Regions from separate parts of the Mus musculus genome. Here regions 2 and 3 are each linked to region 1. Evidence: chromatin loops called from intact Hi-C (ENCODE). Cell type or tissue: heart. All regions are shown on one strand.

Region 1 (8,000 bases):
AGCTTCCTAAGGGCAAAACAATCAGTAAAACCCTGTCTCACCAAGATGGAAGAAGCAGGACTCCAAAAACGTTGTCCTCTGACCTCTACACAACATGGTGGCACACATATCTACACCCACACCTACACTCCCTGCTCACACAGAAAATTTTAAAGACCTTAAAAATTTTCAATTTAGCTGTCAAAACTCTTATCAAACTAGAACTTGGTTCCCTCCGAGAGTATCTAGTCAAAGATACACTTACACTGAGTTTAAAATAAACATAACCAGTAATTTTCATAAAGGGCTATAGTTTCTTTCTAAAGTATATTTGGCCCTAAAAGTCAAGAAAATAAAAAAAAAAGAAATATTGATGTGCTCATAATAAACCGTTTCTGTACAACCTTTCAGATAATGACCTTTGTCCTTTAAAAGTTAATGAGATGGCCCTTGTCCTTACTAATATACCCTTTGACGAAGCAGGGTCTAAAGACCCTCCCACCCCCCACCCCCCAAAAACAGCATATGCCTCCCCGAGTTAATACATAATCATAAATAATATTAAAATACAACTATACTTTTGAAAATCTATGCCAAACAAAGTTACATTTCTAGGCCTGCCCACGGGGTCAGACAAAAAAGAACACAGCAAACTAGACTCAAAGGTGAGTTACACTTGGCTTCAAGACTATTATATAACTGTAAAAATAACATGCTTCCAGATTCCATTTTTCTCAGGTTAATGAAAATGCTTTCCCTAGATACAAACTGCCTGTGAGAAATTACAGAAAGAAGCCGGGAGGTAGAGGAAGAAACTCAGTCAGAGTTCAAGTCTCCTGGAATCTACACAGGTAACTTAAGGAAACCAAAACAAAGATGGTGAAACAGAGCATGGCAACCCTCTTACAGATCCAGGCTGACAAGGCCGTCCACCACAGCAGAAGCACATTGGGAAAGTGTACAACATTGCTAAGGCACAGTTAAAAAGGATAAAGTGCTTTCACCTGATAAGTCATGGTGAATAAGGTCAGCAAAATTGGGATCTTTACCCCACCAAAATATCCACAATTCTCTTCTTCCAGGTCTTTGATCTCGCCGCCAAACACCAAGTACATCTGCCTTAAGGCATCGACTAAAACTGCTCAAAATGGGGTCTTCTTCTGTCACCGGAAACAGAATAGGGGCGGAAGTTGGGCCTTGCCATACATATCTTTTCCACTTAATTCCTGTCAAGTCGGCCTGAAGGAAAAGAAAGCAAAATATCTATATTATTGTTCATTCACTCTAAGTAATAAATATTTGTTATTAAGTATAATAATATAAGTATACTATTTATATATTTATATATAAAATATATATTCACTATAAAGTCCTTGATTTCATTAAAACATCACTATTTTTAATGCATGCTTAAGTACCTAAAGATATGACCAAAATAAACAACCAAACAAACCAAAAACACCACAGCAAAGAATTCTAATGTTTCAACCAACAAGAGCTTAAGGAAAAGAACACAAAACTGTTACATAAATTATCAAAGATGTCACTGAGTAGCAAGTCTACAATAAATGCAACATATCCAGAGCTGACCAATGAGACAATGATGCTAAGCCTGCACAGTAAGTCTAGCCTCCTCCTCTGTCCTACAGTCCTCTCTGTCAGTCACATTTGATCCTTGGTGAACTGGAAAGTAAAGACTCTCATTCCAGGTTTGTAAGAAGTCATGGCTCTAATACGAAAACCATCTGAATTTTTTTTTTCTTAAGGAAAAAAAAAAAAAGCCTGTTAATTCTCCACAAGCACACAGCTCCAAGGAAAGAACCACTTCCAAAGAGCTGTCAGATTTGTGCTAATCTAGCTTCAAAAAAAAAAAAAAAAAAAAAAACCCAAAGTGCCAAAAATAGATCCAGTTGGGGAAGACAGAAACGTTAAACCTGCTGTACATCTTACTACATGTGACGAGATGCTGATTAATGGACATGTCAAGAAAACCAGTCTAATCTGTAAGACGTAAGTGTGCTGAAGATCCCCATTTACCACATCGTGAAAGAGATTCAACAAAGGAAATTCAGTAATTCCTTATTCTAACTTAGTGACAGAAAGCATAAGGTGCCAAAAATGAAACTGCTGATACATGACTGGCAGTTTATGCTTGCCAACTAGTTATGCTCCACCCACTTAATTCACTTACCTATGATAGACTTAATATTTCTCAGAGCACACGAAAAATGAAAAAAGTCACTCTAACTTAGTCATTCAGGAAGCTCGGCTATCGTTTAATTCAGGACTAGATATTTGCAACAGTTGGTACTTTTGACAAAAGTCTTAACTCTTGAGTGTTATCCGATTTGGGCCGACCTACATACACGTACTAGAACATCCCTAATTCCAGCTGCCCCAGACTTTTCAGTTCAATAAAAGGAACAGCCAGCTCAAAACATTCTTAAAACGTAAGCAAAACAGACAAATATAGAACGTTTAGTGCGAAACCACAGTACCTCCTCCACTTGCCCCTCCACTCTCACAAAAACATAATGTTCTAATAAAAGCAAGATGGCTAGAAATTGTCAAAATGGCAAAATGTTTTCAAAGTTTAAAAAGAAAACATATGAACCGGCACACACTGTTTTTACACAAAGATCTGAAGTCACCCATAAGGACACTACCCCTGTATTAGTTTAACTTACAAAACGAAGAGGGTTTTAATACGTAAGTTTTTGGGGGGGTCCTGTTTAAGAGAAGCCCACTTACAAGGGAAAAGCGAGCTTAAAGGCAGTCGAGCAGGGGCAATCGTGGAAAGTGTGGAAAAGGGATACACTGTTCGATACAAGGGGCGGGGGGCGGGGAGGCGGGGAAGCAAGAAGCACACAAGAAAATATTACTATCCGGGCAGATAAGCAGCCCAAGTTAAGGAAAAGACTAGGATGGGGAAAAGAGTCCAAAACAAGACAGGAGGAGGAGAAAGACCGAGGGGGTGGGGGGAAAGACAAGCCTCTTCCCAGCAGAGCCCCGGTCGGTAGGTGAGCGGACGCTGCCTCCCGGGGCGGCCGCAGAGCCTCGGAGGAGGCCGACTCCGGCGGGGCCTAGCCGGGGGACACCGGCATCTGGATGCGACCCAGACCCCCTCCCCCACGGCCCAAGGGCGCACGGCGCGGCCCCCTCCCCCACCGCCCGCGGCCCCCGCACTCACCAGGCAGAAGAGGTTACAGTGACAATCTTCCAGGCTGGCCCCGTTCGACACGAAGGAGGAACTCATCGTCCCTCACAGCAGCCGCCGCCGGCGCCACAACCCACCATCCGCCATTACCGCCGCCTCCGACCAGAGAGAGAAACACAGACACCGGGGAGGGCGGGGGGCGGTGGGGAGGAGGCCGCCGGGCCGCCCGCCCTCCCCGCCGCCCCCCGGCGCCGCCGCGGCCCCCGCCGCCCGGAGGCACCCAGCCGCCCGGGGCCGAGGCCGCAGGCGGGAGGGCCGCGCCGCGCTCGGCCGGCCGCCGGGACTGCGGAGCCCGCGGACGCGCGTCCCTCTCCGGAGAGGAGGGGAAGGGATGTCTGTCCCTTCCACCAGAAAAATAAAAAAAGATTTAAAAGAAGAAAAGAGAAAAAAAAACGAAAAACAAAAAAATAATAATAACAATCAGGTACACGATAAATAGTCAGAGCCCGAGTCCGAGCGGGCCGAGCCCAGAAGCCCGGGAGGGTTCTCCGCGGCCCGGGGACGCCCGCGGAGGGGCGGGAAGGGCGAGGACCGGCAGAGCACCCCGGGCCCCCGGCCCGGCAGCGGCGATGTCCTTAAGCCCAGAGTCTCCTCAGCGGCGGAGGTGGTGGCGGCGTCTGTGGGCTCAGTCCATTCTCCGGCTGTGTCCTCGTGTTGTCCCTGGGCCAAGCCTGCCTAACGTCTGCTCTCCTGCCGCCTCACCGCCTGGACGCCGTAGTCTCCCCCATTTTGTGGGCCCAGCGGGCGGTGTTTTTCCCCCTTTAATCCGAATTCACGGGTTTTCCCTTCGCTTTAATGGCGGCCACAGGGACCAGCTCGCCCTCTCTGCTCGCCCATTGGCCGCCGCGAGGTCACGTGGGCCGGGCTCCGTAGGGAGGGGGGAGAGAGAAGGCGGTGAGGGAGGGCAGGGAAGCTTTCGGAGCCCCGGGGACCGGGCGGCCAGCTGGTGGCTACTAACATGGCGCCATCTGCTGGATGCCCCGGTTAAGATGACCCGAGTCTTGGCCCTAGCTTTCTGCTGGCTGGGGAAAGTGCAGCAGCGCAGGAAGGTTCACTTCAAAATCGAGAATTACTTGGAAATCAGTTCAAATTCTTTGGAAGAGAAAGTTGGCAAAAAAAAAAAAAAAAGAGAGAGAGAGAGAGAAAAAGAAAAAAGAAAAGAAAAAGAAAGACGTTCCAATGCATTCTCATTCACTCCATAAGGCCGCCGGGGTACATCGCAGAACTCTAGGGCTAAAGAATGAGAGCTGGATAGACACCAGCCTCGCCCTCTCTTTTTAAGTTATAATAAAGAGGTAAAAAAAATGAAACGATATGGTCTTGTGGTTAATGAACTAGAAATAAAGTCCTGCTGTTCAGGATTCGAAGCTGGAGCCAGTCTTTTACCTCTTTGTGACTCAGTTTCCTCATCTGTAAAATGAGGAAAACAAATGTTATGTTTGTTATATGATGCATGAATACAACCTGAGCACTAGCCTCGTGCCTGCGCCCGATAAGCAGTGTAAGGCATGCATTACTATACTTCCATCCTTCCTTTCTGTGGTTACTTTGAGAAACACGTGAACTCTGAGAGTGAGAATCAGGAGAACTGACCCTTTGTTGCTATAGCTGTCCAGTGCCTTAAAATGTTCTAGCACACAGTAGGTACTTGATATTTGAAAACTTAGAAATGAATAAGAAAAACCATGTATGATGTTAAATCCCTTCCCAAACAATTATTCTGGGCTGGATTACTCTTCAGTGAAGAGTTCAAAACATTTTCCATGCAAACTTTAAAAGGATTCTAGGAGGAGACGAGGGAGGAATCGGGAAAGATTAAGAGATAATGATACCAGGAGTAAAGACACAAGCTTTTAATCCCAGCTCTGGAGAGGCAGGGGGAATCTCTGAGTTTGAAGCCATTCTGGTCCACAAAGGAAGCTCCATGCTAGCCTAGGCTACATAGTAACACCCTGTCTCAAGAAGAAAAGAAGAGACAACAGTTAGGAGCTATCAGAACTTTAAGTCACAATTATCTCTGTAAAATAGTAGACTCTTCTAGCTTACTTTTTTAGCCATAAAATGAAAAGTATTCTTCACCACCTCTTTGTCCACCTTAGTGCTGATTAAGGTCCTCAAGCCAAAAACTTGCAGAGAAAGTTCTGCTGCTTGCCAGTGGACCTTAGATCAAATCTGACCCTAAATCAAATTAGTTTATCATAAATCAAGGATAATCAGAGTAGTTTTCTCCTAAAGTGTTTGATGAAATAATGTTGATCATAAGTACTGGTCCCATTGCTTCCTTAATCACATGAATGTTAACCATTAAAATGATTTTCTAAATCATGACCAAGTGGTAGCACACATCTGCAGTCCCGTACTTGGGAGGCTAAGACGGGAAGACTGAGGGTTCGAGACCAGACTCGGGTAGTGGCAAGACTTTTCCTCCAATAGAAAAGAAAAATAATTTTTTGAGTATGTGCCTGTTCCTCGGGATTTCTGGAGAAGCAATTCCTACAGAATAAGAGAAAAGGCAGTGACCTGAATAAGGCAGGCATCAAGTGTGACACACTAGGAGCGCTGGAGGAGGAGTTTCCAAGTTGAGAGGGCGTCAAGTAGGCAGCATCTGAAATCAGATTTGAAGGATAGAATGAATTCTTATAAAGCTCTTTGAAGCAGTTAAATCTTATTAAGCCCAATTCAGATCCAAAGGCCACATATCAAAGTCAATTATACAACCAGGACTAATTCAATCCAGGAGCTCAAATCAACTAAGGTCGGTATCCTTTATAACTGAGTGCCAGCACCAGGAGTCAGGGATCCCAAGACTCAGTGAGGCAAAGGCTCCTTCACTCATCTCTCCTTCTCTGAGAGAATCCTCACATACCTGTTCTGTTCTCTTCCTCAACTTGAAATGTCCTCTCCCACTCCTTTTCTAATGTATATCCATCCTCCTTAATTTTTCCCTCCCCCCACCCCACCCTCCCTTCCTCCTCTTCCCCCTCTCAGACACACATATACATACCTTAGGAATTCAGGGGCAGGTAGAATTTGCCTGACATCTACCACGTAGGAAGTAACATTTGATTGAACTTTCATTTGAATGTCAATCTTCTCCAAAAGAGAGGAGAATCTGACAACAAAAAAAGACTTCTCAAGAAGGAAAGAACTCTGGGACCAAGGGGGATGGGGCAGGGGTGACAGCAGAAGAGACTGAGAAGGGGAATGAAGCGGAGCAGTGGAGGACTAAGATCCCAGCAGAGAGAGGGATGGAAACCTAGGGAGAAAGAGAAAACGGGGCCAGCATCACTCTCAGAGAGCATCTTGGGAACCACCTACATTGTGTTAAGATGACATTTTGTGTGAGCTAAAGAGAAACAAAAATAGAAACTTTAGGAAACAGTGATGTGTCAATGTAGGTTCATCAATTGCTTTTTTTAAAATAGTATATATATATATACTATTTTAAAAACCCTATGTATTTATATATATATATATATATACTCAAAAGGCTGAGGCAGGAGAATCATGAGTGAGCTTGAGACCTGCCTGAGCTACATAGCAAGACCTTGAATGAATGAATGAATGAATGAATAAATGGATGGATGAATAAATAAATAAATAAATAAGCAAACAAACAAATCTTCCCGTTTTTCTCTATAATCTTTTTCTATAGGGTTCAGATTACATTGTTGTTGTACATTATACAGTTTACACAGCACATAGTGTATGTGTGTGTGTATGTGTGTAAGAACATGCAAGAATAAGATGGAGAAGATACTAGATATGACATCTGGACAGTTGGACCAAATGCAGTCAAAACTATTCCTTCTTGCCTCACAATTCCAATTGACTCATTTATAAAATGGGTTTGTAAAATGGCACCAGCTGTGAGAGTTGTTGCAGTGACTAAGAGAGAGGAAAAAATACCTAACAGTAGCCCAGTAGGAATTTCAAAATGACTTTGAGAGGTAGCCTTGGGTCAATAATTACTGGCTATCTTCTCTTTGAAATACAGATCCACTCAGTGATCTCTGCACCTAAAACCATTCTGTAAGTCTTTTGGGTTTTCAGGAACTCCATTCTGTATGGAATGTCAGAGGCTCTGGCCTGTGGACTCCTTACTTGATATAGCGAAGTCCAGGAAAGGGCAGCATTTGACCTTAGGATTAATCCTCTACCCATGATTCTGGAAAAAAAAGCCAAGTCTAGAGTAGCGCTAGCCAATAGAAATGAAACAAAGCCAAATAAATCCTATAATTTCAATTACTGTTTGTTAGACATATTAAAATCTTTGGCCAATATATCAGAAACTATATCATTTTACATGTAGTTCATATAAAATATATTCATATAGCTATCCCTTTTTTAAAAGTTGTTTTTAGCCAAACCTTCCAAAATCCATGTTTGTTTGTTTTTCCCAAAGAATATTCCAATCCAGACCAGCCACATTTCAAGGGCCCAATAGCTAAACGTGACTAAGGGCTACTGTGTTGGGTAATACAAGTTTAGAGTCAAAAGCTGAAAGCAAAGAAGGAACCAATTAAGCCCTAGAGAGAGTGATCTTCAGCCTAGAGACAGTATTGATTTTTCTTAAGGTCATGTTAATGGTTTAATGTTGTACTTAATTCAATAGAAAGAAGGACTAAGAAGTTACACAGCATTTCAGTCAGGGAATGTGAATATACAAAGGTGGGGGAACAAAGCAAATGAAATCAGCCAGCTCAGAAAAGAAGAAAACATTGTCTTTCCATCTATGAAAAACCTAAATTGCTACTTTTCTTGAAAGTATAACAACTATGCTCAGCCTCAAGTTTTCTATCAA
Region 2 (8,000 bases), 100 kb before region 1:
CCCTGATTTGTCTGTGCATCGCCTGTGTCATGGATGATTGTAAGCCACCAGGTGGGGGCTGGAAGCCATGCCGGAGTCCTCTGTAAGACAATTAGTACTGTTAACTGATAAACCATCTCTCTAACCCAATGGGTCCCTCTTTCTGTTGTTTGGTGTGCACACCAAGGTACCTGGCCTGGAGCTTCCAAGGATTCTCTGGTCTCCCACCTTACCATGGCCCACTAGATTACAGATGTACACCATGTACAGATGTTCTAGAGATTCAAAGTCAAGCCCAACAAAAAGGTGCTATCCAACTTAGTCATTTCTACAAGTGAAATGACAGATGTTTAGGGGGCTGGAGAGAAAACATGGCTCAGTGGCTAAGAGCACTCCTCCCTCTTGCAGAGGATCTAGGTTTGGGTCCTGGCACCAACATCATGGCTCCCAATCAAAGACTCCAGTCCAAGTTATCCTGTGCTCTCTTCTGAGCTCTGCAGACTCCGGGCACTCAGAGAGTACACAGATATATATACAAGCAAAACATTCATGCACATAAAATAAATAAAAATGTAAAAATTATTTTGATGATCTTAAAAACAATTATATCAATTCCGTACACACACAAAAAGAAAATCCTGCCAGGCAGTGGTGGCACACGCCTTTCATCCCAGCACTTGGGAGGCAGAGGCCAGCCTGGTCTACAGAGTGAGTTCCAGGACAGCCAGGGCTACACAGAGAAACCCTGTCTGGAAAAAAAAAAAATACTGAATAGTTGGGTGTAGTGGCACACACCTTTAATCCCAGTACTGGATAGCAGAGGCAGGTGGATCTGGCCAACCTGGGCTATAGGAAAGTCAGAACTATACAGAGAAACTCTATCTCTAAAAATAAAAAATAAATCACTTCAGTCTTTGAAAGAACACAAATCAAACAGAAATACTAGCAGAACATGTAACCTGCCTGCCTTCTTGCTGATATTTTTTTACTATTTTCTTTTTTTTTTTTATTTATTTATTTATTTATTTATATGTAAGTACACTGTAGCTGTCCTCAGATACTCCAGAAGAGGGCATCAGATTGCATTAAGGATGGTTGTGAGCCACCATGTGGTTGCTGGGATTTGAACTCTGGACCTTCGGAAGAGCAGTCGGGTGCTCTTACCCACTGAGCCATCTCACCAGCCCTTTTTACTATTTTCTAGATGTAAATATTAAGTCATGGATATTGTGAGATGAAAAGGGAGTTTTTGGGCGTGGTGGTACATGCCTTTAATCCCAGCACTCTGGAGGCAGAGGCAGGCGGATTTCTGAGTTCGAGGCCAGCCTGGTCTACAGAGTGAGTTCCAGAACAGCCAGGGCTACACAGAGAAACCCTGTCTCGAAAAAAAAATGCAAAAAAAAAAAAAAGAAAAAAGAAAAGGGAGGTTTTTTTTAAAGCACCTTGTTCATAATTGCCAACAATTCACTCAGCACAAGCCGCAATCGACGAGGGGAATCACTGTGTTCAAACTCTAGTGTCAGCCCATGCTGAAGCTGTGATACCAGGATGCTCTCTCCACTGCCTCCTCCAAGTTTATGCCTAGTGAAGTCCAAACATGGGAAACACATTAAGACACTGGCAAGGCAATCCTTTCCTGCAATAATCCACTCATTGTAAATGGTTTCCATTCCTCCGAAACACTGTTTGTCTATATATTGCAAGAGCTCAGAAACTGTAAATTAGTAATTGCCACAGACTTCAGTAACAATAGCTTTCAGATACACAAGGGACATGAAAGGATACAAAACCAGCCTGGAGTCTGGGGGGGGGGGAGTGGGGAGCAACGTAATTTTAAAAGCTCAGTCATTCCCATAAAACCTTCCACTCTAGAAGACTTTCTCCTCCTCAGTCCCCACTCAGAGTAACTGACCTAATATGTAGCTAATCTTCTCTGAGCAACATTTTATAACACAGAAAGCAGCTCTTAGGAATTTAACTAGAAAAGACCTCTGTCAAATGCTTCTCAGACATTACTCTCCCTTTGCTGGGGGAGCTCTGACAGACCTGAGCATCATTACAACCCCCTCCTCTGGAATATCAAGTAACTCCCAAGTCCTAACACACAAGTGAACTTTACCTAAGCTGCTGTTCTTTGCTGGCATCTTGTTCTAGAGCGTGGAAGTCCACAGACAACAGTGCAACAATGGAGTTGACAGCTTCCACTCCAGACAGGAGGCGAAGTATAAGTTTCTTATCCTGTGCCCAACTTTGGCTCTGGTCAGCAGGAGCACAAAGTGCCATCCTCACCAGGCAGGGCAAGAGGAGTCTTAATTCCGGATCACTTAAGGACGCCAGGCGGACAACATCCACCTTCTGCATAGCTTCAAAAGCAAAAGGGCTGACAAACTGCAGGCCTGTACCCTCGGGCGTCATCGCTCTCGATCCTAAGGAGTCCAAAACAACAAAATGAAAATCGGTATCTACTTCCCACATATATGACAACCTTCTTTAAAATCTAACAAAGTATACTAAATACTTAGTAGGTCCTTGCATTGGCAATGTTGTTGGCACAATTAAAGCTCAGGTTTCTGTCTCTATGTTTCTACTGACATCTGGAAGATAAGAAGGAAAACTGCAGATTAATGTTTCTTCTCAATTTAGAGATCATTTGCTCTAATACTTTGTGTCCCAGTGAACCCTCCTACCCTGAACACAGCCAAGACTTCCCTCATTATGCCCATTACATGAGTTCCATGAAATATGGAGAGAAAATGAACGGCTGCAGCCAGATCTCTTTCATTTTACAAGCCTACCAGATAAATATAAATATCAGTTGGGCTTCTCTTTCTACCTCCCAACTACATGGAAACACTGGTAAATCATCTCACGGGCCAAAAGTAATGTCAGAGGCATGGTTCTGAAAGCCACAACGCTATTCCGTACCCCTATTGTTATAGAGGTAGATGTGTATGTACAGTCAGCTGAAGGAGTTAAAGAGAGTCTCACTTGGGCACTGTGGTTTTGAGTAAATTTTCAAAAGGTAGCAGAAAAGAGAGGTGACATGGAACAGTTAACAGAGACCACTCAGTCTTAAGACCTACTCCCTAGCAGAGCTGTGGACAAAGAATCGTAGGCAGAAATGCTGCTGTTTCAATAGTAAGCGCTGGTCTTTTAACAGTAGAGTAAGCTCAAGGCAGAGGTGACAGGACTCAGGGGTCTCTGCCAGGCAGCAATGAGAATCGAGTGACCCGGGCTGCGAAGAGTCAGGCGGACTTCAGACAAAGCGGCACTTGGGCCCGAGAAGCCGACGCTTCATACCTTAAGATCAACCCTCCAGCCTCAAGGGACCCACTCGGATTCCGCCTCCGAGAGCCAGACGAGGCAGAAATGGAGAGCGCGGTCCGAAGTTGGGCCTAGGTGATTATCCAGATCCCCAAACCCCGGCAATGCCCGGAGTCGACTCAGGCACCAAGAACTCTGACGCTGGCACCAACAGTGCCGTCGACAGAGCGAGAATCAGAATGGGGACACTGCAAAAAAAAAAAAAAAAGTAAAAAGGAAAGGGAAAAAAAAGGGAGAAGCAACCAGGAGAGAGGGGAAAGCAGAGACTTAGTTCAACCTGCACCCTGCACCTCCATTCATCCCAAGCTTCTGGCACGCGCCGGCCACCGTACAGCACTGAGAAGACGTCGGCGGCGATAAGAAAAGCCAGCTTAGGGCCGCTCTGCGCATGCGCAGGCCCGCCCCTTCCTCCGTCACCGCCCTCCCCGCTTCCGAAAGCGTGGAGTGTTACACTTTCTTGTTTTCCAGAGCTTTTCTCTTGGAACCTTGTCAGATGAGTTCCTAAACGGTCAGAGCGAAATCCCGACCCCCGAACCAATTATCGCGACATTTAAATAACAATAATGTATTAAATGGCAAAAGTTGTCCGCTCTGTTCCTCCACAGAAATTTGCCTAATGGAACCCGATTGCAGCCTCCTTTAAACCCCTGCCGGTGCGGTCTAGAAAGTTCTAGAATCCCAAGACCTGTGTGTAGGGGAATTTTAAAAGTAATGAAGCCGGGCAGTGGTGGCGCACGCCTTTAATCCCAGCACTTGGGAGGCAGAGGCAGGCGGATCTCTGAGTTCGAGGCCAGCTTGGTCTACAGAGTGAGTTCCAGGACAGCCAGGGCTACACAGAGAAACCATGTGTCGAAAAAAAAAAAAAAAAGTAATTAATCATAAGTCTATACACTAAGGCCAAAGTGTAATAACTTTTCATTATTTAGTTTTATGGTGTGTACCCAAATTATAAGCGCATGCTACCACTTCCGGCTTGCATTCGAGGTTGGTTTTGTTTTTCAGACAAGGTATATGTGGTCCTTGTTGGCCTGGAGTTCATTATGTAGACAAGGATGACTGGTACTTGACACAACCCCTCTGTCTGCCCAGGGCTCATACTAGAGGCTCTATGTTTGGTAGCTTTCTCGGGTCTCGAGGTTACAAAAATCCTATTCAAGAGTGAATTTTAGGAACGAATTCAGTGGAACCTTCTCAATATTATATGTGGCACTTGTGAAAGAAAATCAAAACTAAAGTCTCACCATCTTAAAAATTGCAAGTCTATTTATCTCATAATAAATGTTCTGGAGACAGCGCCACACTATGTAGTCCAGGCTGCTCTGAACTTCTGCTTCAGCCTTTCAAATTGTGGAATTATAGGATTGTGCCATCTTCACCAGCTTACGTTTTTTGTTGTGGTTGTTGTTCCTGGTTCACCCAAGGTTTGCATGACCTTGCGCGCGCGCGCGCGCGTTTGTGTGTGTGTGTGTGTGTGTGTGTGTGTGTGTGTGTGTGTGTGTGTGTGACATTTGTGCATGTGTTTACTTGTGAGAAAAAAGAATAACTCATGGAAGCTCATTTTCTCCTTCCACCATGTATGTCCTGGGACTTGAATTCATGTCATCTGGCTCAGCGACCAACACCTGGCATGCTGTGCCATCTGTCAAGCCTCTGAACTATTTTATTAAAATGCAGCTTTTGGGCTGGAGAGATGGCTCAGCGGTTAAGAGCACTGACTGCTCTTCCGAAGGTCCTGAGTTTAAATCCCAGCAACCACATGGTGGCTCACAACCATCCATAATGAGATCTGATGCCCTCTTCTAGGTGTCTGAAGACAGCTACAATGTACTTAGATATAATAATAAAGAAATCTTTAAAAAAAAAAATTCTGCTCTTCAGAGGACCTGAGTTCAGTTCCCAGTACCTATACTTGTGGCTCCAAAACTCCAAGGGGTTTGACACCCTCTTCTGGCCTCTGCAGGACACACACACAATAGTTTTTCCTTGTTTGCTTGTTTCCTTGCTTGCTTGGCTTGGCTTGGCTTGGCTTGGCTTGCTTATTAAATATTTCTGAGCAAATGTGGCGCCTTTCAACCCAGCACTTGGGAGGCAGAGGTAGGCAGATTTCCTGAGTTCAAGGCCAACCTGTTCTACAGAGTGAGTTCCAGGAAAGCCAGAGTTACACAGAGAAACCCTGTCTAGAAAGAAAAGAAAAAAAAAAGTATTTCTGGAGCCAGAGAGATGGCTTAATGGTTAAGAGCACTAGCTGATCTTCCAGAGGACCAGAGTTCACAAGGCAGCTAACAGTCTGTAATTACATTTCCAAAACTCTCTTCTGGCCTCTATGGGCACTGAAGACATATTGTACACAGAATATGCAGGCAAAACACCTAAACTCAGAAAAAGGAAATAAATGAATATTTAAAAACAAAAAAAAAAAATTGAGCATCCTTCAACGAATTACCAACCAAGACAGGATTTGTGTGTGTGTGTGTGTGTGTGTGTGTGTGTGTAGCCCTGGCTATCCTAAAACTCAGAAGACCAGACTACCCTTGAACTCAAAGAGCTCCACGTCTCTCTGCCTCCCAAGTGCGGGACTAAAGGTGTGTGCCTCCACCACCCAGCTTGACTGATCATTTCTTTTAAATTTTTTTCTTCAAGACAGTTTTTTTCTGTGTGTCCATGACAGAGTGCTGTGATAAAAGCCCTGTACTACTACCACTTAGCTTACAAAAAATTTTTAAAATATTTCTAAGGCTCTCAGAGAGGGAAAATCTCAGAAAATAAACTCAGCTTTCAGGGTAGAGAATCAGCAAAGGAAACAGAAAAACTGAGATGTGATACAGTGTTTCTCAAATTATCCCATTTGATTCAGAGTAATACCTTTAGTACTGTGAACCAAAATATATGCAATCATCTGTAACTATTATGTATCATATATAATCATATGCCATAGATACCCAATGTGGTCAAATGTAGATGGTAACAAATGTCTTATACACATAATACTTGATATATTTCCTATTATTGGAAGGAGATATAGTGAGGAGTTATAGGTCTTGTTATATGTGAAGCCTTAGCACTCAGGATCCTACCACTTCAGCTTTCCAGTTCTTGAAATTACAGATGTGCACCATCAAGTCCAATTCTGCATATTTTTTTAAAATGTAATTGAAATAGATTTCACAATTACAAAGCATACAATTATTGGTTGGGTTTGGTGGCATGTGCCTTTAATCCCAACACTTCCGGGGCACAGGCAGGATCTCTGTGACAGGCAGGATCTCTGTGGGTCATGGATCCAGTCTCAAAAGAGACAGGAAGACAGAGAGAGAAGAGAACTTATTTGTAATTTCAGCACACACAGGCTGAACTTCAAAATGACTGTCTCACAAAAAGGGGAGAGCTGGAAGGATCAAAACTAAGAGATTAAACAATTTAAACTTCCTGAGTAGCCTTTTCACAGGAAAAGAGAAAGAGGACTCAAGGCATTGGTTTGATGGACTAATAAGAAGAGCTCACCTAAGAACAAGGTGATATTTCAGATCAGGGCCATGCACGCACAGCCCACCTCAAGAAACAGAACAGTAAATGAGCCCAGCCTGAATGACTCAGAAGTGAGTGCGGAAATGTCCCTTTCTCATTGTCCCCCTTGCTTCGTTTTTCCTTTCAGTCACTGTGAGCACAGCTTGAATTCTTAAGGCAAAAGTATGGAGGTCGCACTCTTATCAACTTAGAAGTCTTTCAAATCATGAAAACAATGCTTGCCAAACTATTTGGGTAATCGTACAGAATTTGGCCACCCTACTGAAAAAAACAAAACAAAACAAAAAAAAAAAACAGCCATCAAGTTTGGAGTTTTAGGCCTGCAGTGATGACACAGGCCTTTCATCCCAGTACTTGGGAGGCAGAGGCAGGCAGATTTCTGAGTTCAAGCCAGCCTGGTCTACAGAGTTCCAGGACTGCCAGGGTTACACAGAGAAACCCTATCTTGAAAATCCAAAAAAAAGAAAAAAAAAATTGTTTGGAGTTTTAATTGTGTCCTCACAGTTTGACTCCTTAAAGAAGGTAAAATCAGCTTTCACAAATACCTTGTAGTTCAAAAGTTTAATTATATTATCTTCACAAATAGTAAATAGTTCTTTAAAGTAGGAATAAGTCTATTTGTTTATGTTACAACTTTGATTATCTCAAATTTGATTATCATACAAAACTGAAGAAACAATCTCTTTTAATGACTACTGTAGTACGAAGCCCATTTTATGCCCAACTATGACGATACTTTATAAATTCTGTGATGGCATTTCTTTTTAAATTTTGACATCTCTGAATCAGGCTTATCAGTAGTGTTGTTTTACTTGGTAAAATTTCCCCTTAGTGGGACACAAAGGTGTCATAATTATTGAAGGCTTAGATTAGGTGAAACATTGTTCATACATTTTGTTTAAATCAAGAGAAGACTTTACCAAATTAAGTGAGCATCCTTTTGACTGGCTGGCTGACTCTGATTTACTTCCTCTCCCTATCCTCAGAGGAATAAACAAGAAGAAAGCACGTGCTACAAGTGATGGTTCAAGAAATTAAAGATTGAACTACTCAGTACTCTTGGGAAACAGTAACAATGTTTCAGAAATACAAGGATCTAGCAGCCAATTCATCAGAGTGAGCAGGGAGCCCAATGGAGGAGTTAGGGGAAGGACTGAAGGAGGTGAAGTGGC
Region 3 (8,000 bases), 130 kb after region 1:
TCTATGGGATTCCAACTAAAAGAAACCCAAAGATGGAAGACCAGCAGCTCTCTAAGAATCAATCCTCCATGTCTTCAGCACCTGATTGGGACCTCTGAGATGCCGTCTCCTGGTGTGTCTGAAGACAGCTACAGTGTACACACATACATAAAATAAACAAATAAATCTTTAAAAATAATCTTGGGGGCTGGAGAGATGGCTCAGTGGTTAAGAGCATTGACTGCTCTTCCAGAGGTCCTGAGTTCAATTCCCAGCAACCACATGGTGACTCACAATCATCTGTAATGGAGTCCTATGCCCTTTCCTTGTGTGTCTGAAGACAGCAACTGTGTACTTGCATACATTAAATAAATAAATTAATACATTTAAAAAAATAATCTTGGGTGCAATGTGGGAGGGAGTAGGGAGTGATGGCTGCCACCTGAAACCTGGGACTCCTCTCTTACAACCTCTCTACTCTCATCCTCCCCCTGAATGCCGATACACTAACAAGGTCCTCCTACCCGACGTACTGAGAGCCGCTTGATTCACCCTGCATTGTGTCCTACTAGATTGTGAATTTTCTGGAAACACACTCTGGTCACAGAACTGATGCTTAAAACTCAGTAGCTCCTCCTGAACCATTAGAACAAACCACAGTGGGGACTGGAGAGATGGCTCAGCAGTGAAGAGCACTGGCTTGTTCTTGCAGAGAACCCAAGTTCAATTTGCAGCACCCAGCTTACAACTGTCTGTGGCTCCAGTTCCAGGGGATCCAACCCCTCACACAGACATACATGCATACAAAACAACAATGCCCACAAAATAAAAATAAAGAATGAAGTACAGACTGCTAGGTGAGGCCCCTAGCTGTTTTGTATTGCTGCCTCTATACTGGGACTTCTCTTCCACTTCTCTACTATGCTTACTGCTGTTCCAAAAACCAAAGAGCTAAGTCCTCAAAGGGCCATGGTATTTCAGTAGTGTGTTTTTCCACCAAATCTTCCTTCCTTCCTTCCTTCCTCCCTCCCTCCCTTCCTTTTTTTATATGAGTACACTGTCGCTATCTTCAGACACTGCAGAAGAGGGCATCGAATCCCATTCTAGCTGGTAGTGAGCCACCATGTGGTTGCTGGGAATTGAACTCAGGACCTCTGGAAGAGCAGCCAGTGCTCTTAACTGCTGAGCCATCTCTCCAGCCCCCCACTCCCCAAATGTTTCTATACTCAGATCTCATTCTTTAGCCTTCATTGCAACTGGTACAGCCATAATGAAGTGTTTCTTGCTTGACCAAGTTAAAGTCTCCTACCTCTTCCACAGCAATGCAAACAACCCTTAATGACAGCGTCTGGTCCAGTCTACTGTAATTATTTGTTGTGAGGCCTCTCTAATGACGGACTTCCCTGTGGGATTTGGGCTGTGTTGTTTTTCATTCTCTCTGAGTATCTAGGACAAATTTTGTCAGTAAATAGTTAGTAAATGCTTTTTTGCTTGTTTTCTTGTTGGTTGGTTGGCTAAAGACAGGGCTTTCACACAGGTGAGGCTGGCCTTGAACTCCAGATTCTCCTGCCTCCAGCTTCCAGTTCTGGGATTACTGACTTGAATTTACTGATTTTGTTGTTGTTGCTTTTAGCAGATTATCTTTTATTATTTGACAATTTCATTCATGTGAACCTTGCGTCTTGTTCAATATACCCATGTCTCCAGAGGTCCCCTCCTTCTCCTCCCCGTCTTCCCGGGCACCTCCAGCACATCTCCCTTCCCTTCTCATGTCTTCTAGTCTTTTGTTTTTGTCAGTAACCCACTGAGTCCAATCAGTGATGCCTACTAGAATGCTAACTAATCCTGTTAACTTGATCTTGATCTGATCGGAGCTTCGTAAGTTCATGGGTTCAACAACCATGCCTTGTCCCTGAAACAGAATCTCACAGCACCCCTCCCCTCCCTCCTGCTCTTACCTCTCTCCACCCTCCTTCCCAGATGTTTCTTAGCCTGGTAGGGAGGGAGGATTGAAACAGATGGCCCTGACCAAGAAGCGCTCAACACTCTCAGCATTAACTGCTGGATACTGCAGTGTCTTTGGCCCAAACGGAGGGCAGTACTAGTCTATGGATATAAGCATATTCAGAAGGCAGTTTGACATGTCCCTTATTAGAACAGCAGTAGGTTCCTCCTTAGGGCCTGTGACCTCCTGAGCCATGACCAGGTTGACAGTACTTGATCTGAATTCCCTCCTGTGGTTGGTTCCCCTTGTTCTGTGCCACTGCTGTACCAGCAGGCACATCTTGCCTGGCACGAGCCTTGCTTTCTTAACTAACTAATTAGAATGAAAACGCCGTTTCTAATATTCCGGATTCGAGTGAAAAGAAATCTTATCCCAGAAATCAAAGCTCATCTCAAGTGCTCTCTTTCAAATCTGTGACTGTTTAGTCAAGGTATTTGAATAAAATGTACTAATAAATTTCCAGTATGTACTGATATGCCTTCAGTGTGTTATATTGTTAAAATGGGAATTTGGGGCTGGAGAGATGGCTCAGAGGTTAACAGCACTGGCTGCTCTTCCAGAAGTCCTGAGTTCAATTCCCAGCAACCATGTGGTGGCTCACAACCATCTGTAATGAGATCTGGTGCCTTCTTCTGGTGTGCAGGCATATATACAGGGAGAACGTTGTATACATACTAAATGAATCTAAAATAAATACATAAAAAAATAAAATGGGAATTTGAACATTAGGTATATTAAGTTTACAAACTGTTGTTCTGCTGTCGTTGGGGCGTGATTATGTGACATTTCATGATTTTCCTGCTGCCTAAATTTGCATTTATGTTATTTTTTGAGATTTAGAGTTTTACTCTGGGGCTGGTGAGATGGCTCAGTGGGTAAGAGCACCCGACTGCTCTTCCGAAGGTCCAGAGTTCAAATCCCAGCAACCACGTGGTGGCTCACAACCATCTGTAACAAGATCTGATGCCCTCTTCTGGAGTGTCTGAAGACAGCTACAGTGTACTTACATATAATAAATAAATAAATCTTTAAAAAAAAAAAAAAAGAGTTTTACTCTGTATCATAGATTGGCCTGGAACTCACAGCATCTTTCTGTCTTAGTCTTCAAAATTCTAGGATTACAATCATGAGCCACTAATGCTTATCATACGTTCATTTTAGTTTAAAATAAAACTACTCACATAGGATCTCTGCTGTGCACAAAATTTGCAGTCTCAGTTGGCTCCCTGGAACCCAAATAAAGGTAGGAGAGAAAATTTCCCAAAAGTGTCCTCTGTCGTACCAGTTCAGGCACTACCTGTCACCATCACGCACAGGCACAAATAGGCCTGTTCTACTTGGGACCAAGTCTTAAAAAAAGAGAGTGCTAATGTGCTGGTCACAGAGAGAAGCAGATCCAAAAGAGCATTGGGATTTTTTAAAGTGCTTTTTGACTTGAGAGAAATTTAAGAATAGTCTCAAGATGAATGAAGGGCTGAGGCTAAAACCAGTAGATTCAGTTATACTACTATGAAAGGAAGACAAAATTTCATGGCTAAGGAGATTTTGACAAGGTATTTGAAAGGTTTAAGTCAGGTAGAAAGACAAAATTACTGGACACGTAACTCAGAAGTGTCTCTGCAAAAAGCCAAGTGTGTGCAAAACGCCAGACTTTTGCCTAGTCACGTCAGCCTCCGATGAAATACTTAATTTCAAGAATCATAGGAATCCTGTTATACATATGATGTCCTAGATTTTCCAGAACTGTGTTTTTTTTTTTTTTCCTTGTAGTATCTTTTTTCCCCTTTAGTAGCCTTTATTTTAGAAGTCGAGTTCCCTGCTCGCCAACACGGGGTTTTCTAAATCTACTTCCAGGGCCTCACAAACTTCCTGGCGCGTCTGATATCCAGTTCTGGCACCCGGTTCTGGCACGAACTAGGGCACACTGTTCAACTTCAGGCTTGGAACCCGAATCCAGGTCACACAACCTCTCTGCCCAGGCAGCCCAGCGGGTCTGGCGTAGCTAGCAACACGCAGCCGGAAGCCAGATCGCGGCTCCCGGTACGCAGCCCGCTGCCGAGCAGGTTCCTGGACCTACCCATTTTCAACCTCAAGTACTGAAGGACTCCGAAGCGTGTGACTGATCACTAATACACGCAAGACGTGACAGCCACGCAGACTTAATTAGCACACACGTCCGCCACTACGCCACTCGTATAACATCACCAACAGGGCCACAGGGCGACAGGGCGGGTCTACGATGTTCAGGGCGGGGCCTAGATGCGCCCTCCTCCTCCTCCTCCCAGTGAAGGCGGGGCTAGGGACTCGGGACAGGGCCTAAAGGTTCCCTTCTCTGCTGGGAAGGGCGGGGCCGGGATGAGCGCGGGGCGGGGCCTAGAGGCTCCTTCTTCCACTGGGCGAGGGCGTGGCCCGGCGAAGGCGGGCCGCGCGTGACGACGTCTAGGGAGCGCGCGCGCCGCCGCGGGGCCAGGCCGAGCGCTGCTGGTGGCGTCCGAGGCTGAAGGCTTGGCGAGAAGGGCTTGCGGCCGCGTGTCGGGCTGTTGGTATTGTGGCTGCCGAGGCCGCCCGCTCCTGGTCATGAGAGGTCAGGCCTGGGGAAGGGGGTGAGGCGGAGGGTTTCCGGGGAGAAGAGCCGAAGCTCGGACGTGGGTGGAGAACTCTGTCCTCGCGGATTCCGGAAGAGTTGGCGTTGACTTTTCTTTCTCCCTTTCCCCTTTTCTTGTTTATGTATGAAGGAGGGCAGGTTTTGTGTTTCTTTTTTAATAGCAGAGACACAAACTGTCCTGTCCCAAGTCGCTCTTCAGAGAGTGAGGCGATAGAGCCGCTGTGGCTTCCGAGCCTCTTCGAAACGTCACACAGTAACTGCACGGTTTCAGCCAGCCAGCCTCCGCCGCAGCTAGCTCCATCGCGGGGGAAACGGGAGAGGCCCGGCGGTGGGCTCTGCGTTTCGTCGGGCGACAGCACGATTCTGGCACCCTGGTCCGAGATCCACACTGGATCACGTAGGGATCTTGCCCTGCCCACAGCCTCTCTTCTGACACCCCTAACCAAGCCGATGGTGGCATTTTTATTCGGGAGGCTAACTCCTTATTTAGACTAAAGCATCACTTAGCAATTACGTGATGACTCCCCCTAAGGGTCCTCTTTCAAAGGCATTTGACTAACATTCTTTTGGAAGGAGAAGCAATATTCTCGGTGGCACCATTAATTACTGAAAACCTTATTAGCTTTGTGGAAGCTGTTTCAGCATAAAATGAAGTGTTTATTATCTTTGTTGATGCTTAATTAAGGCACTGATTTTTTTCCTTCTAAACATTAATGAATCTGTAAAAAAAAATCTATTGTATTTATTTAGTGTGTGTGTCAGAGGACTTGTGGGAGTCAGTTCATTGCTTCCACCATATGAGTTTAGGGGATTTAACTCAAATTAAAGGTCTTGACTTACCCAGCCATCTCACCCACCCTTAGCAAACTTCCTGATGTGGACTCTGCCTCAGAGTACATGAGCCAACTTATTCAGCATTAGTGCTGCTATTCACTGTGGTATCTGCTGGGCACCCCTTTGACTCTTTGCTGATGTCTTTTGGCACATTTGAAAAATCAAGACATCTGCAGTGCTTTGTACTTTAAGTAGCCCCTGGTTCAAAACTCTTGGTTTGCCAAGTTGGACTTCGAGGTTGGAGTGGGGCAGGGCAGCAGAGCTTTGACAGTTGCAAAGATTGAAGGACCTGAAACTTGTCTGTGACTGTCAACTGCCCCTTTAGTGAACAAAGGACACCTAATGAACCGATGCACTGCTTGTGATTAACTTAGAATGCTTTCTGCTCTTTGATTTTACTTTTAAGGAGAAAGAGTCCTGAAGCAAAGACATTTTAGAGAGAAAATACTCAAGGGCCATGCAAGCCAGCTGTAACCAACTGCATGATCCTCCGGGCACTGCACATGAAGATGCTGCAGCCTCCCCGTGTGGTCATTCAAGATCAACAGAAGGTTCCCTTCACCCTGGGGATGTACATATCCAAATAAACTCCGGACCAAAAGAATATTCTGAAAATCCAAGCTCTAGAAATCCCAGGTCAGGCGTCTGTACTTGTGCCCATGGATGTGTGCATGGTCGTTTCCGGAGTTACTCCCACAGTGAAGCAAGACCACCTGATGACTTTGCTACAGAGTCTGGGGAACATGGAAGTGGCTCCTTCTCAGAATTCCGCTATCTCTTCAAGTGGTTGCAAAAAAGTCTTCCTTATATTTTAATTCTGGGTATTAAACTTGTTATGCAGCATATAACAGGTAGGAAATAAAACTGCTGAATTAAGTTTCCCATTTTATTAATAATTTTAACATATTTTGGTTGCTAGCTTTTAAAAATTATATCAGTATATATAATCTTGTTGGTTTTTTTTCTTTTCTTTCAATTAACTAGAACTTATTTTCTAACAGGAATTTCTCTTGGAATTGGGCTGCTAACAACTTTTATGTATGCAAACAAAAGCATTGTAAATCAGGTTTTTCTAAGAGTAAGTATGACAAGCAACTAAATCATTAACTCTTTCTCTCTACAGAATTAGAGATAACTTTGAGAGAAATATAAGTTACTTTCCAGAGGAGTAGGAAACAACAGGATACATTGTGATGGCCACCACATGCTTTGTTTTATTTTCTAAATAAGTACCCTGTCCTTTTTTTTTTTTTTGGTTTTTCGAGACAGGGTTTCTCTGTGTAGCCCTGGCTGTCCTGGAACTCACTTTGTAAACCAGGCTGGCCTCGAACTCAGAAATCCGCCTGCCTCTGCCTCTGCCTCTGCCTTCCAAGTGCCGGGATTAAAGGCATGCGCTACCACACCCGGCTTAAGTTCCCTGTCCTAATGCGTAACTAAGCAATTTTTAGGAACCAAACAACTAACCTTACTTAAGTTGTTTGGTTCCTAAAAAAAGGAAACAAAACAAACCTAGACAGGAGGGTTAAGAGACTTAGACCACACTGTGTGATCTAGTTTGGCAAGGACCTTTGTACTTTATGAGTTAATTATACAGAGTAGTATAATATCATTTTAAAAGCTGATTGATGCTGCATGAGACTGGCAGGAAATAAAAGCAAGCACTGACTACATTGGCCCTGGTGTTTTACGTGGGTGTTTGATACAGGATTTCACTATGACTTTCTGGTTGGCTTGGAACTCACTGTGTAGACCAGGCTGGCCTCAGACTCAAGAGCTACGCCTGCCTCCTGAGTGCTGGGTTTAAAGGCATGCCCTGTCACGAATGGCAGATGTCTCTTATTTAAAAAGAATAATCTCAAGAAGTTTTTCTAGTAATGTGAAAAGTTTTAATCATCTGAATCATTAGAAAAAGTTCCAAGAATCTATGAAATTTCACCAGAAGAGGGGTTGTATCTGGGAATTTATAGTATAGCATATTAACAAAAATTTTAGTGCATATTCAAAACTAGCACAGGTTAATTCTGGGCATAGTGGTATGTGCTTATAATCCCAGCACTGGGGCTGCTGAGGCAGGAAGATTGTCATGAATTCAGAACCAGTCTGGAATATTACAGTGAGTACCAGGCCTCCTTGTGCTACAGAGTGAGACCCTCTCTTTAGAGAACAAAAATATTAGTACCAGATTGACTTCTTTAACATTGGAAATTTTATCCATATATAATGAGGTGTCTTTAAGTTGTTTTCTGTCTGCCTTACCCACATAGCCCAGAGGCATTCTTTTTTTTTTTTTTTTTAAGATTTATTATATATAAGCACATTGTAGTTGTCTTCAGACACACCAGAAGAGGGCATCAGATCTCATTACAGATGGTTGTGAGCCACCATGTGGTTGCTGGGATTTGAACTCAGGACCTCTGGAAGAGCAGTCAGTGCCTTTAACCATTGAGCCATCTCTCCAGCCCGAAGCATTCTTATATAGTATTTTCAGTGTGCCAGTGTTTTGACTTAGTGGTGAAGTCATGTGTAGAGGTTTCCGGGCTAGCGAGATGGCTTAGTGGGTAAGAGCACTGACTGCTC

The links. A loop is a pair of places that touch in the nucleus more often than their neighbours do. Peaks named below come from ENCODE experiments on the same cell type or tissue, not always from the same donor. Only the 100,000 strongest peaks of a DNase experiment are listed, where the experiment ranks them.
Region 2: a loop joins it to region 1, with 11 times the contacts of the local background. A loop is called at or near these places in 10 of 42 quality-filtered maps.
Region 3: a loop joins it to region 1, with 2.5 times the contacts of the local background. A loop is called at or near these places in 4 of 42 quality-filtered maps.

Annotation. Positions count from the first base shown.
Region 1 is chr11:86,354,291-86,362,290 of GRCm38, forward strand. Med13 (mediator complex subunit 13) reads right to left here and starts at 3,306. Exons shown (of 30, transcript NM_001080931.2): 1 at 3,170-3,306; 2 at 984-1,218. The coding sequence starts at 3,235. It overlaps Gm38937 (a long non-coding RNA gene), which reads right to left. Exons shown (of 3, transcript XR_880098.1): 2 at 6,201-6,308; 3 at 5,722-5,801. In heart, a CTCF peak has its summit at 4,170 (motif pointing left); DNase peaks (open chromatin) are centred at 3,121 and 4,061; H3K4me3 peaks cover 2,777 bases; H3K27ac peaks cover 1,673 bases.
Region 2 is chr11:86,253,925-86,261,924 of GRCm38, forward strand. Ints2 (integrator complex subunit 2) reads right to left here and starts at 3,670. Exons shown (of 25, transcript NM_027421.3): 1 at 3,280-3,670; 2 at 2,099-2,405; 3 at 1,422-1,560. The coding sequence starts at 2,394. The region is part of intron 2 of Brip1os (BRCA1 interacting protein C-terminal helicase 1, opposite strand); the gene reads left to right. In heart, no CTCF peak of the experiment used is centred here; a DNase peak (open chromatin) is centred at 3,687; H3K4me3 peaks cover 1,762 bases; H3K27ac peaks cover 1,376 bases.
Region 3 is chr11:86,480,232-86,488,231 of GRCm38, forward strand. Rnft1 (ring finger protein, transmembrane 1) reads left to right here and starts at 4,426. Exons shown (of 9, transcript NM_029788.5): 1 at 4,426-4,568; 2 at 5,830-6,274; 3 at 6,425-6,501. The coding sequence starts at 5,881. In heart, CTCF peaks have their summits at 3,816 and 4,477; DNase peaks (open chromatin) are centred at 4,240 and 4,890; H3K4me3 peaks cover 2,398 bases; H3K27ac peaks cover 2,201 bases.